Linked DNA regions of Homo sapiens: regions 1 and 2 are each linked to region 3. A link is a loop called in an ENCODE intact Hi-C map of the cell type or tissue named here. Cell type or tissue: IMR-90. All regions are shown on one strand.

Region 1 (2,500 bases), 130 kb after region 3:
TTAACTTTTATTTGTATTTGAAGTTCTGGGGTACATGTGCAAGAAGAGCACGTTTGTTAAATAGGTAAACGTGTGCCATGGTGGTTTGCTGTACCTATCAACCCATCACCCAGGTATTAAGCCCAGCACGCATTAGCTATTTTTCCCTAATTCTCTCCCTCCCCCAGTCCTACTCTGAAACAGGCCCCAGTGTGTGTTGTTCCCCTCTCTGTGTCCATGTGTTGTCATTTTTCAGCTCCCACTTATAAGTGAGAACATGTGGTGTTTGGTTTTCTGTTCCTGTGTTAGTTTGCTGAGGATAATGGCTTCCAGTTCCATCCACGTTCCTGCAAAGGACATTATCTCATTCCTTTTCGTGGCTGCATAGCATTCCATGGTATATATATGCTACATTTTCTTTATCCAGTCTATCATTGATGGATATTTGGGTTGATTCCATGTCTTTGCTATTGTGAATGATGCTGCAATGAACATATATGTGCAGGTATCTTTGTAATAGAATGATTTATATTCCTTTGGGTAAATACCTAGTAATGGGATTGCTGGGTCAAATGGTATTTCTGGTTCTAGATCTTTGAGGAATCTCCACACTGTTTTCCACAATGGTTGAACTAATTTACTAAAGAACAAACATGTTGTGGAGTCTCACTGCACATGGGCCATTAAATCCTGAAGCTGGTTTTAGGAAAGAAACACACAGTCAAAATTATACCACACTGGCGATGAATATGCCACCTTACAGAGAGCCCTGACATAGCCAGTTTCTCCCCCAGTATTGGACTAGGTTATTGGCTCTCTGAGTGAGTGCCAGATGACACAACTAGTATACACTTAAGGGCCAAGTTGCATGGAAAAATGCTTGCCATACATTTCTATACTAGAAGGACATGCAATGGAATGAGTTGCTCTCACTGACCATCACACTCAACTGAGATCACAATAGACTGAGGTTTTAGAATCTCACCCTTCATAGAGGCATATAAGCTTGGTGAATGGAATAGCAGGCTGAGGTGCCTGGGCTGTACATCTCATTCTTTTTTCTTTTTTTCTCTTTTTCCCTGTGTATATTTGGTTGGATGTATATGAATGAAATGCAAGTTTAAAAAAACTCCACTATACCACCACACAGAAAAGTGATTGTTTTGTCCAAAACCTTACAGTCTTCATTTCTATGATATTTAAAGAAGATTCCACAAACTGACTATGTCATGATTGTCCACATATGAGTCAGTCAATAAATATTTATTGCATAATACCATGCACAAAACAGCAGAAGAGGAATAACTGTATGGCAGCTGTTTCCTTGAATCATCAGAGGGAATATGATATTCATGAAACTGACCAGGCCGTGAATGATCATCCTGGAACTCTATTCTTCTCAGACTGATTCAAAGGGCTTTGGATTCGTTTTATCTTTAGTGTCTCAGGGACACTAGACTGAGTCTGGACCTCTTCCAGCTTTATGGGTTCTGTTATCTATTTTAGTCTAAATCGTATGGGTTCTGTTATCTATTTTAGTCTAAACTTTATGGGTTGTTATCTATTTTAGTCTAAGACAGCCCAAGGCAAACCCCAAGGACTCTAGAGTCTCTGGAAATGATTTCATTTTAATAAACATTTATTGTCTTTGCTGTACCCAGTACTGTGTTCGTTATTAGGGATCAAAGAAGAATGAGTGTGAAGACAGTCAACATTGCTCCAGTCTTTCTAGGATCCCTCAAGATGTGTCATGTCCAGGTCAAAGCATTTATTGCTGATGTGAGTCCCTCTAGAGCTTTCTTCCCTTTGACACAGCAAGTGGCAATGTTTGAACAGGGATGCTCCCCAGCCTGGCTCTCTGGGTCCCTGAGTGACCACAGGGACCCTGATAACCTGACTTGGAATGAGAAGTAATCCTTTGTTAGCTTAAGCCACTGAGATTTGTTGGTCATTATTATTGAAGTATAACCTAAATTATTCTGATTGATTTACCGTCATTAAATACTTGTTCCCTATCAAAACAAATTAAAGGAAAGAAGAAAGGAAGGGAGGAGGAAGGGAAGAAGAAAGAAGACCACAATGAACCATCCTTGAACCTTAATTCCTCAGTACACTTGAGTATAAAATACTTTTGAGTCATATTTCAACCGACAGGCTAAATAAGAGGAGGTTTTGATGGCTGTGAGCAGTTGTGTGGTTCAGAGCAGAGAGTACTGTCAATGCAGGCAGGCCTATGCATGGGCTCTGGGCAATTAGAGAGCATGAGAGGATAGGAAAGTGATACCATGAAAGCAGAGAAGGAAATAACAGAAGTTGGGCAGTGTCAGAAAAAACCTAACTTCAGCTAAGTAACAGTTTTGGCTCTATTGGCTGACTCTGCTTTGAGTTTTAAATACAATCAGCAAGGCAACTGTTTTCTGCATTTGGCTCAGTGTTGCTGATATATTTTCACATAAGTCATTGCAAGTTAGAGTCCTGAGACCACACTAGTTTGTGTAGGGATCATAATGAGCTTTCAGGT
Region 2 (2,500 bases), 170 kb after region 3:
AGCATTGAGAAGGAACCAGCACTAAGACCTTAAGGAAAACAGTGCATTTGTGACTGCCAACTTAGACTCCCTTCCGAGCAACGGCTCCTTAAGTTGACTGGCAGGTAAATCACCCATAATTTAAATAGTTAAAATTCACATAAGATGCAATGCCACTCTTTCCTACCAACTGGTCACCCACACTAAGTTTAAACCTTCCAAAATGGGGCACTTGCTACTTTGCTTCATGAATGGGTTCCCCGGAGAGTCGACTCTACAAATGGCTGTTACAAATCAAATCCTATGTTTCCACTGATTCGAATTAGGGATTCAGGTGTGCCAACCTTGTAAGCTATTTCCTTTCCTATAACAGTGCCCACACTGTTATGTGTTTCCTTTTTCATTGTTCCTCATAACCCTGTCAGGGCCGCACAGGTAAAAATAGAAATCAAGACCCAGCATGGATCTCACAAGGAAGCTGGCAGCGAGGGGCACTCACCATCACAGCTGGGTTCTTCACGGTGATGCAGGGGGTCGTGGCTCGCAGGGCTCCACTAATGCCGTGGTAATATTTAAAACAGATTTTTATCTCCGCTGCAAAGCAATTGGAGAAAACAGTAATTTAAACAGTGAAACAAGTCATGGAGGAATCAGCTGTGGAAATCCACCATACCACCTCTCAGGGAATCCTACTCATGACTCTGAATGACCTCTTTTTTCCACTCAGCGCCAACAAATTACATCAATTTCTGTTTGATTTTATATGCTCCTCCAAAACTTTGTAACCTCTTGAACATATCAGAAAAATGATGCACCAAAACAACATGCCAAAATAGAAATAGTGTAGCGATAAGAATGGGACTAGCTGGCATTTATTGAGGTGCTCCTTAACGTGCCACAATGTTATGTCTCACGTTCATGTTGTTAGTGAACCCTCACAGAACCTTGGGAGGCAGAAATTCCTTTCCCCATATTACAGAAGAGATGTTGAGGTTTGCTGCAGGTCAGACAGATAAGAAATGAGAGTCAGGACTCAAACCTGAGCTGTCTGATTCCAAAGCCTTCACTCATAACCTCTATCTACATTGACTGTAGCTCTCAATGGAAATAGAGGAAAAGCAGTCTAACAAAGCATGGAAGTATACTGTAGTAGATTCTCTAGTGACAGGATCTGTAAATTTATATTATTTTAATTTTCCAAGTCATTTAAATACACCCAGTAGACAGGGATCAAATCTACAAACAACTGATGTCTATATCTCACAGCTTGTGGCAATCCACACATTTCATACATTTTTTTCTGATAATTCCACTTTGATAGAAAGTAATACAAATGCCAATTATGGTTTTTGGAAAGTAACTACAATTCCAAAGCACGAAACCAAACTGTGTTAAAGATAAACCTACAGTCACTGGAATTTCTCTGTATACAAAGCGTCTGAGTCACTGAAGTGTCACTGCGAGATGCATTTCTCCCAAGGTGTCGTTCTAAATATGCAAGGATGCTGATGGGCAGGCCCTGGAGGGAGAATCCTAGGCTACGGGAGGGAGTTCCTCTCTCAAATGAGTCACCAGGACTATTAAAGTGGGGCTGCTCAATGTATTTCCCTAAGGAAGTTCATCTTTCACTGACTTTCTCGACTGTACCAAATGGCCTCCTGCAGGGTCTTTGGTTTCCTTATTTTAAGAGAAAGATATGATAACTGAAGAAAAATCCTCTTCCAGGAATTTATATCATTACACTCTTCCTACCAATGAACAAATACTAAATCTCAAAAAAACAAAAGTTGTTATGGGGTAAAAATATTGAGTCCTTATATTATTTATGTGAGTCACTATCCAATAATTCATAATTTAATAAGCATCATTGGCCAGAAGATTTTTACTACGTACCTGCCACAGCACATGGCCAGGAAGCAATGTGCCAGAAAGTGCAAGGGAATCAAGGAAAGGTTTCTGGTCTAGTGGCTGTTCTGTAGTGTAGCTGCTGAGATGCCAATCACAGGCATGGCAAAATACAAAAGACACACACTAAAAAGGAAGAGCACCAGGTCGAACAGCATAGAGAGCGTAGAGAAGATGAGAGAGGACATGGTGGAGTCAGAAAGGTGTCATGGAAAAAACAGGTCTAATGGATGAGCAAAATGGGGCTAGAGAGAGTTAAGGAGTGGCAAAAGCAGGGAGGCACAGATGAAGCATGCTGGGTTTGAAGAATGGCGAGATGACCTACGCAGGAATTCTAGCTTTACTATTACTTTGCCTCCCTGAGAACTCTTCTGCAAATGACTTTCCTGAACACAAACACAGATTACTGGTTATTTCTGAAATAGTAGTAGCTGGACAGACCTGAGCAAACTTTACTCTCCCACTTGCTTTTTTCCAAGACGAATAGCATGTAGTCTGCAAGAACAAAGCTAAGTAGTGTGCACGAGGACGGTCCGAGCAGAATAAAGTGTGGTAACATGCATGGGGATTGAATTCTCTGGACATGAGCTCATTGGTATCACACTCTTCATGCTGG
Region 3 (2,500 bases):
AACTCATGTCCACTGACACAGGTACAGTGCAAGTCACAAGGGCATATCGCTATTGTTCCACAAAACAAAATTAACATTCTACCCAAAAATACTCTCCCTGCAGTTCCCTGCCATTGTTGAACAGCTGTACTGTTTCCATGTACAAAATTCTCATCCCAACTTAGTCTAAACTTCATTCTTAAAAGTATTTTTGTTTTCTGTTTTAACTACTTATGTATCTTCTTAGTTCTGATAGCGCTCAGTTTCACTGATTTTTTTCCATTGTTCTGAAAGATCAATATGGGTACCAATTTCCTCATAAGTTCATCTATTTATTAAAAATATACCTACATCACAAGCTGCTTTAGGCATCCATTAAGCATTTCTTAAGTTCATTTTCCTTTTATTTACTGCATCTGAACCAATTGTCAGAGCCAAGATATTTTTCCATTTCCTCTCCTTTGGCCAGTTTTGCATATAGTGGAGCATGAATGTCACCTTTGTCCACCAAGCCCTCCTCAAACATCTGGTTGCCCTTCATATAAGGTACATGCAGGTTATGAGTCAGCTCTCTGTCGCTCCTTCTTGTATCTTCCTAAATTTCCCACCAAATTCTCTTTAACTCCAACAATTCCCAGGCCTTTTCTTGTCTTCTACCACACTTCATATTACCGATTCTAAATTACCTATATGTCTCACTCCATTTGAAATTCATTTCATAACATTTTATCAGGTTATAGCATTTAAAAAAAATCTTAAGGGACCTGGTAAGTAAATTTATATGCATGTGTATACACGATTAGATCCTATAAAAAGTGTAATAGAAGGTAAGACACAATTAAGCTTTTAATCACACAGTACTACTACAAATAATGGTATCTCACTTATTTTTAAAGATTTTTTTCATTAATTCTCATTATAATAATTACCAAAAGAATTTGGAAGTAGATCAGTGAAGGAAGGAAAAGAAGGAAATGTTAGGCTTGATCTGGGCCTTCACTTACTTGAATGCAGAAAGCAAGTGTGATGTGAACAAAAGCAAGACTATCTCTATAAACCTCTAGCTCTATTTTAAAAAGTATTTATCATGATATTTATTTCAAAATTATCAAATAAGAAAGTTTTTAAAAAATAGAATATACAATAATAAAGACATTTAGAAAATCAAATTGTCTGTTTTGATTCCTTCATTAGCTCCCCAGTATCTACAAGCTTTCAAGTACTTACAGCATGACACATAAAGGCCTCTGAGGCCAAGTATACACCAGCTACATTTCCTGCCGCACTCATATTTCATATTTTGCCACCACATCTTTGTTATACTTCTTTGCCTGAAAAAGCCTTTCTACTTTCCTTAAATGGCTAACTCTTCTTACACATCCTTCAAAACTCAACACAGAATGGCCTCTCCCCCAGGAAGCTTTGCCTAAAAACCACAGGCTGATTTAAAGGCTTCTCCTTTATGCTTCAAATAAGAGGATCCTTGGCATACTTCTTTACCTCAAAATGTAACATGTTAGATTGCAATTCTGTTCAGTGTTTAAAGGGCAGCATCCTTTTACTTTTGTGCCTAAGCAACCAGCATGGTATCTGCCACCCGGTAGGAATTTTAAAAATGTTTGATGAACTGAATTGTAAGAATTATGAGATATAGAAAAAAGAATTTGTAGGTATATCTCATGTCTTCGAGGGGTTAGGAGAACTTGAGATCCATCTTGAATTTACAGTACTGGAGCTCTGAATGCAGCTAGTCTCTGCTTAATTCAGCATTTGGACAAATAAAGTAACTATTTTAAATTGCACTTACAAAATGTCAGTTCTAAACAGGTAGCCACAAAGTCTGGAAACACAGATAAAATTATTTTGTCATATACTATAATGTAATGCCAATAGACCTTTTGTTTTTACCACTGTTTCCAGACAAGGTGGCTACTTGTTTTTAATATAAGCTACTAATACAAATACCTACTGCAGTTAAGAACATCACTCTTTTAAGAGCCTCCAAAAATCAGGAGATTCAGGTAAGTGTCCTATCAAGATTTATCACTGATAAGTCTAGATCATCATGAAGTACATTGGAAAGGCAACAGGAAGCAAAGTAAGCCCGAAGATTCTAAGGGAAGCAACTCCTTTCTACATAGGCATTTAAGGCATTTACTGCTAGCAAGCTTTCCCTAGGAAACTGAAAAAGAGATTTAACGTCCATCAAAAGTAAAGGAAGAACTTTCTCCTGGTGTGGCAGAAGTATGTGTTTTTAATTAGTCATTGATTAGAAGTATTGGTATCAAGATGGAAATGATGATGATTTTCAATTTCAAGGAAGAGATTATATTCCTCATATGTATTCTGCCAACAGGTTTTGTTTTTTAAAATATTTTGAACAGAAAATATAATTCATAAACTTAATCCTCTAAAAATCACAATAGGAAGTCAGCTAAACTAACTCTAATCCAACCATTCTAGTATATACTATCCAAGGGCTGAAGTGTCAGGCAATGACTCCTAGGCCTGACTCTGTGCC

The links. Peaks named below come from ENCODE experiments on the same cell type or tissue, not always from the same donor. Only the 100,000 strongest peaks of a DNase experiment are listed, where the experiment ranks them.
Region 1: a loop joins it to region 3, with 2.8 times the contacts of the local background. A loop is called at or near these places in 12 of 110 quality-filtered maps.
Region 2: a loop joins it to region 3, with 6 times the contacts of the local background. A loop is called at or near these places in 7 of 110 quality-filtered maps.

The regions. Positions count from the first base shown.
Region 1 is chr2:196,292,989-196,295,488 of GRCh38, forward strand. The region is part of intron 13 of HECW2 (HECT, C2 and WW domain containing E3 ubiquitin protein ligase 2); the gene reads right to left. Among named protein-coding and RNA genes, the nearest start is that of HECW2-AS1, 34 kb to the left of the region's middle. In IMR-90, no CTCF peak of the experiment used is centred here; a DNase peak (open chromatin) is centred at 1,303; H3K27ac peaks cover 801 bases.
Region 2 is chr2:196,333,946-196,336,445 of GRCh38, forward strand. It overlaps HECW2 (HECT, C2 and WW domain containing E3 ubiquitin protein ligase 2), which reads right to left. Exons shown (of 29, transcript NM_001348768.2): 4 at 479-573. Among named protein-coding and RNA genes, the nearest start is that of HECW2-AS1, 75 kb to the left of the region's middle. In IMR-90, no CTCF peak of the experiment used is centred here; DNase peaks (open chromatin) are centred at 1,466 and 2,476; H3K27ac peaks cover 1,378 bases.
Region 3 is chr2:196,165,764-196,168,263 of GRCh38, forward strand. The region is part of intron 1 of STK17B (serine/threonine kinase 17b); the gene reads right to left. Among named protein-coding and RNA genes, the nearest start is that of STK17B, 4.6 kb to the right of the region's middle. RefSeq lists an enhancer at 1,398-1,467. In IMR-90, no CTCF peak of the experiment used is centred here; DNase peaks (open chromatin) are centred at 1,298 and 2,498; H3K4me3 peaks cover 838 bases; H3K27ac peaks cover 1,308 bases.